Linked DNA regions of Mus musculus: region 1 is linked to region 2. Evidence: chromatin loops called from intact Hi-C (ENCODE). Cell type or tissue: left cerebral cortex. All regions are shown on one strand.

The links. Hi-C counts contacts between places; a loop is a spot of excess contacts. Peaks named below come from ENCODE experiments on the same cell type or tissue, not always from the same donor. Only the 100,000 strongest peaks of a DNase experiment are listed, where the experiment ranks them.
Region 1: it touches region 2 in a loop (2.5-fold over the local background); 1 of 42 quality-filtered maps calls a loop at or near these places.

Annotation. Positions count from the first base shown.
Region 1 is chr13:52,911,927-52,916,926 of GRCm38, reverse strand. All of the region lies in intron 3 of Auh (AU RNA binding protein/enoyl-coenzyme A hydratase), which reads left to right. Among named protein-coding and RNA genes, the nearest start is that of Auh, 15 kb to the left of the region's middle. In left cerebral cortex, no CTCF peak of the experiment used is centred here; DNase peaks (open chromatin) are centred at 259 and 2,128.
Region 2 is chr13:53,093,855-53,098,854 of GRCm38, reverse strand. No RefSeq gene overlaps it. Among named protein-coding and RNA genes, the nearest start is that of Gm52058, 73 kb to the left of the region's middle. In left cerebral cortex, CTCF peaks have their summits at 2,005 (motif pointing right) and 3,458 (motif pointing right); DNase peaks (open chromatin) are centred at 2,019 and 3,379.

The DNA of each region.
Region 1 (5,000 bases), 180 kb after region 2:
GTTTGTACTATAGACAGTTTGGGGGGCAGTTTGTTTATTGTCCTAATCCACAGCCTTTCTCCAAAGGGCATCTTTTTCATAAATGTATTTGAGATAGGCCAGAAGCTCTGCTAGTGTTTGTGTGAAATACAGTTCTGTGTCATAAAGGAAACTCAATTAAGAGGGTACGTAAGCTAATCACAGCCTGTAATGTAAAGTCTTAATTTCGGCCAGGCTGTGGTTGTTAGTTATGCAACACTTTGTGTTCTGGAGTACTGGAGGCGGCAGAGCCTCACAGCTCGGCTCCCATCTGCAAATCCTTGGGGGGTTCTCTGTGCCCCAGAGGCACTGTCTTCCCTCCATGTTCCCCAAAGGTTGTCTTTGTACATCCGTGTTCTACTGATAGCTTGTTCATTTCTGATAACTTGAAGCCTCTGGGGTGGGCTTGCCTCAGGTCTCTGGAGCAGGGGAAGCTGTCTTTGAAAAATCCTGTTTTGTGGTCTCAGAACACAAATCGCAATGGGACTCAGCGTGTGTATTTGCCCCAGCTGGACAGTGCATTCGTTCATAGTGTGTTCTTAGGGGCTGTTGGCTTGGATGACTCTGAGCATCTCAGACCATGCTCCTGTTTACCGACAGTGTTTCTAGCTGTAGTCATCTGTTTATTTTCCCTTCCTTTTCTCCTAAAATATCATGAAAACAGGCAGTTACTACCTGGGTCAGGAAAAGGATTCATTCCTACATAGCATTGGAGCTTAGACCGGGAGGCCTGACTTCCCATTTAAATCTCACGGTAGAATTGAAACTCTATTTTACTTACATTTTAAATCAAAATGTAAACAATAGATTCTGGATCAAAATATTGGAAAAAGTGTACAAAGAGAAGGCTTTCCTCACCCTACATTCCTCTAATAAAGACACTTTATCACGTCTAATTACTAAATACTATTGTATCACTCTACCAAGCACACAGACGTGCAAGAGGATTGACGCGTCAATTAGAATGTTAAGTGGGCACTTAGGGTGAAGGCGGCGCTGAGACGTGGGGTGCTAGCAGCAGAGAGGGGGTGCACGTTGATGTCCCTCCTAGCATCACTCCAGCCCTGTGGACTGTTTACAAGTCAGACCTTGGGTTGGGCATACAGTTTATCCTGAAACTTCTGAAATGGTGATCTCCTTTGCAGAAGCTAACTGGATAGTGCATAGGGTGCCTAAGTGTACTTTCTGAAGTGATAGCTATGGTGGTGACTCAGCTCCTGGGTTAGTCTAAAACCACTGAAGGAAAAGGCTAAGACCAAAACACGGACTTACAGAGTCCGTTATGTAGAGGCCTGTGCGGCGAAGTGCTCCTGTGCTGCAGATGCAGCCCAGGCCCTTTCCCATGTTCAGCAGGGGCCGTACCCCATGTACCCCAGTGTTGTAATGTCAAACCCTCAGGCTTTTGTTTTGTTTTGTTTTTTAACCTTGACTTTTATCCTAAGATCTCAAAGGAGCAACCTCCCTTTCCCCACCCCCACCCCCCAACTGTGTGCTTATTGCCTCAGTGGCTTTGCAGACCAGGATGCATAGTGCGTGGTTCCTTGTAGGTTAAAGCTTCTGGACTCACGGTTGGCCCCTTTGGAATATTGCAGGGGACATTGTGTGCGTGCGTGTGTGTGTGTGTGTGTGTGTGTGTGTGTGTGTGTGTGTATGTGTGGGGGGCGTTATCAGCCCTACATAGCTTTGTCCCCTATGCTTGATAGGAATTGTGTATTTGATTTAAGGTTCACCTCTTTACATATGTATTCGTCCTCTAAAATCTGTTATTTCCCGATGCTTAGGATCTGTTTAGTTTTAGTAATGTCACCTTCGATGGAATGATGGAAAAGCCCTTTAGGTCAGGCTGCTCGGCGTGTAGAAGCTGCCAGCAGCTGGTCCCTGTGGTCAGCTGTTATCTTTGCGTCTCTGTTCTAACACCACGCAGTAAATACGTGGTGGTGTTTTTACCGTAACGTTCTAAAATGAAAACTTAACCAAGCCTCGCTTTTGCCTCATTGCAGTTTCTGGACAAATGACACCCAGTTCTTAGCAGCCGTTGCTCTGCGCAGAGTCTAAATTGAGTGTTTCACTGAATTATGCCAGTGTGGGTTTTTTCCCCCAAAAAGTAAAGGTCGTTTCGCTTCTGCTTTTGAATTCTAGTAAATTGTGTTATGACTAAGGCCTCCTCACTAAAACCGTCAGCACGCGTTGTTAAATGGTGTGTGTTCAGATGTCATGACGGGAATTGAGTGTGGGAGCCTCTGACTAATGAAGAAATCTATTTAAGAGATTGCTTCAGAGCCTCGGGGTTTCGCTCTGATGTGTTATACAAGTCAGTTCTGTAGGAGTGAAGGGGCACAGGGCTATTTTGCTCTTTTGTGTTGCATGCATTGGTTTACATAAAACACTGCTAACTATTTCATTGAGGATATGAACTACTTGGAATGACATTTACCACTTTTAAGTGCATAATTGATGTTTTAACAGATGTTTAAGCCTTGGTATACAGACTGTCCATTTGTATAAATCTTTTTTTTTTCTTACAGTGAAGAACCCTTAAAACCAAAAAAAAAAAAAAAAAAAAAAAAAAAAAGGCTACTTTGTCTCCTCAGACAAAGGTGTTTGGAACCTTGCAGGATAGATTGTAGGTCTTTTGTGTCTGGCCTGTTTGATCTACCATAATGCTTTGCTGTTTGGCCGTGAATTTCCGTGGTTCCATTTTCCTGTGGAGCTGCTGGTTTTCTGCTGAGCACGTGATAGTTTGGTTTTGTGCGGACCACACTTGCATCAGCACCGTTCAGTCACTGTAAGGAAACAACTGAGGTGATGGACTCTGACCGAGGAAAGGCTAATTCATCTGGGTTCAGAGGTGTGGAGGCTCCAGTTCTATGTTTGGTGGCCCCTTGGTCAGGACTATGGTGGCTAAGTGCATCAGGGCTGGGATGACTTGGGACATCTTAGAGGGAAGGTTCACCCTGAAACTATGGTGGTTTCTGAGACGTTCACAGACAAGTCTTTGTGGGCGTGTGTTTTTATTCTCTTGGGTGGGTGAGTGCTCAGGAGTGGAGTTACTAGGTCTTCTACAACCGAGCCAGCCACACACAAGTTCTTAGTTAGATGCCGCAAGACCTCCAAACTAAGAGGCCAAGAGAGAGAATGTGTGTTTGTGTGTGTGTCTATGTGTGCATAGAGAGTGTGAGTGTGTTTATGTGTGCATGAGAGTGTATGTGTGTTTATGTATGCATAGAGAGTGTGTGTGTTTACATGTGTATGAGAGTGTGTGTGTGTGTGTATGAGAGTATGTGTGTTTATGTGTGCATGAGAGAATGTGGGGGTGTGGGGGTGAGAGAGAGAGTGAGTGCGTGAGAGAGAGCGAGAGCGAGAGAGCACAGAGAGAGGAGTGTGCCCTGGTGCTGTGATGCATCCTGCCGCTCATGGCATTATGACTCTAGTCTGCATTTCTCTAATGAGTCTAAACGTCTTGTCCTGTGCCCGTTTGTCACAGTGTCTATGTAGATATATTGTCTCCATTTATGTCCTGCCCTGTTCCAGCCCCCCACCCCCCACTGCCACCTCTTCCCCCTTTCATTCATGGTCTCCTCCTGTCCCGCTTTCTTTGCCTGTTCTCATTCACCCTCTCAGGCATGGTTTCTCTGTGTAGCTCAGGCTAACCTTGAACTTGTGATTCCCTTGCCTCAGCTTCTCAGAGTGCTTGGATTGTAGGTGTGTGTCACCATCCTTGGCTTCCATATTTTTATTGAGTGTCCCCTTACTGAGTAGAGGTCCCTGTCTCTGTTTGAAACAGTGCTCTGCTCTTCTCTGGCATGCTCTGCCACTCAGCCACGTAACTGTTCTTTTTTTGTTGCAGTTTCTTTTCAGCTGAAGGCTGACATCCAGCTTTGTTTCCAATTTGCACCTTTTTGGTGGCCGCTCCAGAGTCACAGCTCACAGAAGCCAGAAGTGACTCCTGACTCCCGGTGCTCTCCTCAGATCTGGGCCTAGGGTGGATCCGCAGTTAAGTTGTGTGTATCTAGTGACGTAGGGTTGAATTGTTAGGGGACAATAAAACACACACAGTCTCTGCTTCGGTTCCCAGTGTGGCGCTCATGAGCACATGGACGCCGTGCCTCACGTTTGCCTGAGAGGTGACCTCCATAGGTCTCTGAATGGATTAGAGGGCCTGACTGGTACCCTAGTCTGCATCTCATAGCAAGTGGATAGGGGCCAGAGGCTGAGTTTAACCATTAAACTATTAAAGGGCCCTCAAGAGATTTCTTCCCTTGGGGCCCAGACATGCTGTCAGGGTAGTGATGGATCTGTGTGTGTCCGTCCCCCCTCCCCCTCTGTGGCCTCTGCTGGCACGTTTCTGAGGCTTGCCTCCACAGTGGTAGAACTGCACATTGCCTGAGTTCCTTGAGTTGTTTTTAGTGAGTGAGTTTGGGCAGGGCTTTGAGGGAAACCCCACATTTATATCATGGTTGGTCAGAAGTATGAATTGTTCTTAGGATTTGTCTTATGATTGACTTTTTTGTTTGTTTGTGTTTTTTTTTTTTTTTTTTTTTTGAGACAGGGTTTCTCTGTGTAGTCCTGACTGTCCTGGAACTCACTCTGTAGACCAGGCTGGCCTCAAACTCAGAAATCCGCCTGCCTCTGCCTCCCAAGTGCTGGGATTAAAGGTGTGCGCCAATTGATTTTTGAGGGGAGGACAGTCTCTGCTAGACAGCCTGTGTGACTTCAGGAGCTCCCCCTGACAGAGTTCAATTGAGTTTTTGGATACTGGCCTGGCCAGCGAGCTAGAGAACTGGTGTGGGTCCCTCTGAGACAGCCGTGCTGACAGTCCACGTGATAGATAGGGTGTAGAGCCCACGGAAGGGCAGGCCTGTGAGGGGCAATCTTGTTTGGTTAAATTGAGGTGTGAAGGCCCACCCTAAAGGAGCGGTCAGCGCCAGCCATCATTCTCTGCTTCCAGCTGTCCGAAGCTTCCCCCAGGACTTCCCTGCCTT
Region 2 (5,000 bases):
GAGGAGCCCAGTGTCTGCTCTATGCCCTGACCCCAAAGTTCTGGGGTTATAGATATACGCCATCTCATCAAGCTTCTATGTGGGTACTGGGGATCTAACATGGTGCTTGTAGACACTGTAACCCATGGAGACGTCATCCTTAGCCCTGCTCCTGGATCCTACCTAGCAATCCCATCCACCCGGCAGATCTCACTCCCAGGAGGAGGATGCACCTGTCCACCTGAGTGATCCCAGTGGTGTCTATTGTCCAAGCTCCTGTATGTCCCTCAAGTGCAGAACTCCCATTTGCTATCCAAATAGAGGCAGGGATGCTGAGACTAGGAGTGGCCAATTGCTAGAGGGGTTTAGGCAAGGGGTGGCCAGCTAAGGGTCCTTCTGAGCTCAATCCATTAGCTGGATGGAAAAATAATTGAACTTCCTGGAAGGCCCACTCAGACAGCGAAAGGAGCCATGCTTTAAGAGTTTAGAGTTTATGGGGCAGGATGGAGAAGCAGACCTTCTCTATACTAAAATATACTTAAACACACACATATATTTGTATAAACACATATATTATAGCAAACTATAATTACTGCTAAAACTTACATATGTTCATATACATATTTTCACGTATTCAGTAAGAAGATAAATTCCCTCCTAGCCATATTCATCACCATGACTTTTTAAAGGGTCATTTTCTGTAGTGGAAAAGGGTGACAGAAACGAGGTGAGGGACACAAATACAGCCCCAGAGTAAAAGCAGCAGAGATCATGAAGGTCCCTGGTGGATAGCAAGAGGGACAGATTGACAGGGAAGAGAGAGGCACCAGCCAGAGAGAGAACAAAGAACAAAAAAGGACCGACTTTATTGGAACAGGCAACTCCCATCAAAGGAATTGCAAGGACCGCGCCCACCCCATCCTCCCCGCCCTCCCCCCCCAGGTGGAAGGCCACCTGAAGACTCTGGGCCAGACTTTTAATAGGCTCCCCAGTCTTCTGGTCTCTTCCCTGGGAGGACTTGCTGTGGGGCTGATCCTCCTTTGGATAGTTCCCTCCCTCAGCTGCCCAGCTGGCTGTTAGCAGTTTGCAAGCCGATGTAACAGTTGTATCTAGGACAGGGGTCTGAAGTATCAGTAGATGATGAACAGGTCCAGGTCTGCAGAAGATTTCCAGCAAGGGTCTCAGTGCCAGAGCTGTAACGATGGCCCCCGTCAAGGGCCAAGGGTTCTGGAACTCAGGACCTGCACAGGGGCTGCCGTGTTCCAGGGCACCACTCGATGCTATTCCTGCCTGCCTGCTGCTGCTCACTGGGGTCAGATGCTGGGGGCTGGGAAGGTCGGCAGACAAAGTTTAAAAGATCTGCTTTTTTACCTAATTTTTGTTCACATGGAAGAGAAGAACCCTTGGCCAGCTAGCTACTGCTGAAGTGACCATCCTGGGTACTTTCTCAGCAATGGGAAACGAGCTAATGCGCTCAGGCGCTGAGGTAAACATTGTATGAATGCCTCTTTCTCAGCCATTAAAACAGCTGCTGTAGATGAGTGGTGTTGCTCTCCTGACAAGCAGAGGAGCCATACTTTAAGAGATTATTTTGGTTTTGGTTTTGGCTTTTCGAGACAGGGCTTCTCTGTGTAGCCCTGGCTGTCCTGGAACCCACTATGTAGATAAGGCTGGCCTCAAACTCAGAAATCCACCTGCCTCTGCCTCCTAAGTGCTGGGATTAAAGGTGTGCACCACCACTGCCAGGCCATGCTTTAAGAGTTTAGAGTTTATGGGGCGGAATGGAGATGCAAACCCTCTCTGCATAAAACAAGTTAAACAAATATATTTCTTTGCATAAACACCTATATTTACAAACTATATATTATTTATAAAACCTACATAGGTACATATGCATATTTACATGTATTTAGTAAGAGGACAAACTCCCTCCTAGCCATACTGATCTCTTCTCTTTAAAGGGTCATTTTCTGCATGTCCATGGTGTTCCGGGCTTCTCCAGTCCCCTGCGAGTACGTGTGTGAGCAGCAGGTGGCGCTAGAGTCCTCGCCACTGTCCGGTTGTATTTACTTTATGTCCAGTGAGTGTCCTTATCTGTTCTCAGGATCCACCCAGGTGGGTTCATTGAGCCAGACTCCCCATCTGTGGATTTGGAATGAAGAAAAGTGCCGAAAAAGAAACTAAAGGCTGACCAGCAATTTCCAAGCCTGATACAGGTGTGTGAAGGTCAACAGACAAGGTCCACCACAGGGACGGAATGTGTGCCCCTAACCGTACAAGACTGACTTTGCCTCCTGAATGCTAAGCATCCTCGTGCGGGAGGGAACATTGGACCGCTCGCAAGAGGCAGAAACAGGGCCCAGAGAGCAAAGCCTCTTCTAAAGAAACAGGAAGACAGTACCACGGAGTACACAGTATTCCCTGCAGTGCTAGTCACAGTACAATGAGGATGTGAAACTCTCCAGGTCAACAGAGGGTCTCCTGGGAGGGACAAAGGACAATAAGGAGGGTATGTACAATGTACAGTATTTATATGAACAGGCTAGCTAAGTTAAAACAAAACAAAACAAACAAACAAAAAACCAAGCAGCCAGCAGTGTAGAGGCTACCTCCACTAGAGTCGCAGGCTAGCCCCAGAGCCCAGGGGAAGCCCCGAAAGAACAGAGAACAGGAGTCTCTGTGGGAATTCTCTGTTGCTAATACTTCTCTCCCTTTTGTCATCCACAAAAGCAAAATAAACAAAAGCAGGGGCCCTGCTCTGGCATGGCATGTTGTGACCTGAGGAGTCTCAGGTGTGGATGGCCCTGCCTATGGTCAGGTCTCCTCCTGTGGAGGTTTGGAGGTGGGGTGGTGCTAGATAGGGGTGGGTAATGACCTACCGCTGAGAGTGTGTGGGAATGGAGCCCCCAGAAGGTGTCCCTTCTGTTACTTATGTCTGTCACCTTAAAGAGCCGCCAGCAGAAAACATCCATTGAAACGACGTGATGCTCTGAGACCTAAAAATACCCCCAATGCTCATGTGTCTTGTATCCCCCCACTGCAGCAGTGTCCAGAGGTGAACACCAAGGTGACAGAGTCGAGGGCTCCGATCTCATGCATAGATTAATTTACTGATGGAGTCGGAGCTTAACGAGATTATGAAGAGATGTTTCAAACTCAGGAGGTACACCACAGTGGGAGGCTGCAGGCTACTGAGGCCATACCCTTAGAAGAGATAGTTTGTTCCCACCTTGTTTACTTCCTGGTGAGCAGCTATGTCCTACCACACACTCCCAACGTGCTGGTCGGACTCACTATGGCCTTTGCAAATGACTGAGCCAGCCATGACAGAAGCCTCGGAAACCATGAGGCAAAATAAGCTGTCCCTCTTCTAAGTTGGTTCGCCTCGGGGATTTGTCACGGCAACGGAAAGGACTTAACACGAACCAGATGCGATCCAACACGGAAGTGAACAGGATTCGAGCTGCTGGATTTCACATAGAGGCCAGCAGAGGGAGATTTTAAACTCTCCTTCCTACCTGTAGGATTCTGTAGCAAGTGGGGGAAACCCAAAGCTGAAGGGGCGACAGATCTCTTTCCTAATCATCTGACCCAGGAAACCTGAGCTTCTAGGATGTCTAATGATGATGTACCTTACACACGTGCGCGCGCGAACACACACACACACAACTGGCATCACTGAACCTAAATTAGTCATTTGTAGGAAATTAAGAAATACCAAAGGGACCAACAGAGTCTCTTTTTCATTAAATCCACGTGCTTGCCAGAGGTGAACAGAGGTCAAAACAGACGACTGAAGGAGACAAACACTGCAAACTGAATTACGTTGATTCCGATGGTAACAAGAGTCACAAGTTGTCATTTGTATGATGAAGAAATAAACATCAAGGCGTAATTTTATGACTGGCTTGTTAGGCATGAAGTTAGTGGCCTCTGACTATGGAATCTTTGTCAAGTATTCGGGGCTGCTATCTTTCCTTTCAATTTGCAATGACTCTCAAGTGAGACCATAGGTATTTATAACTCAGTTACCACACCGTCTAAATGACGCTGATACTGTTAAGCCCCAGTTAGCTAAAAGACTTACCCTGGATGCAGTCTGTCTCTGATGACTTCTAACCATGACTTTTCTAGAGACAGTGCCTGGCGTTCCTTTCTCTTGGGGACCCTCAAGATGCTTTGTCTCACTCTACACACCTACCCCTTTAGCACGCTGAAGGGAGAGCTTTTTACCAGTCCATATGTAGAAAGCATTTACTGAATTGATGTTGATGGATTAAAATTTAAGATGTGCTTTCTGATGTAACCCTTGGGCTATGTGGACCGAATTCAGTTTCTGTTACACAGGATCTTCCTGGCCTCATTAGACTTGAGTAGGAGGCGTGGGTGGTTTTGTTTTTGTTTTTTATTTCCAGGAGCAGGTAGAGACTTACATGTCATAGTTTAATTATTTACCAATTTACCTTTTTATAACTTAAAAATTGTTTTTGGAGGCAGGATCTCCTATGTTCCAGGCTGGCTTTGAACTCGCTCTGTAGCCAAAGATGACCTTCAATCTCTGAGCCACCTGCCTCTACGTCCCAAGTGATGGCACTATAGGTGTGCACCAGCATGTCCTATTCATGCAGCGCTGGGCATCAGAGCCAGGGCTTGGTGCACACTAGACGACCAATCTACCAACTGCACTCAATCCTCACCATCACCCCATGGAATTCAGCTAACTAGGTCCACCAGTAAGTGTCCATACATACAGTGTCCTCTTCTAGAGGACGGACACTGTCTCTGGCCATGTGAACTATGAGGGTACCTTGGCCTCTGACCAGTCAGCTCCCTTCAGGTTTCTAATAAGGATAACAGGAATGGACCCGGGAGTGTTTACAAGTTATTACCAATGAAAAGAAGTGGACTTGGGCATTGTTATGCTAGGCCATGCAACCGGTGCATGGGAAATGAAGTGTGAGCTAACACCCAGACCAGGCTGCCTTGCTGTTCCTGTGATGGACCACACCATGTGGGTGAGT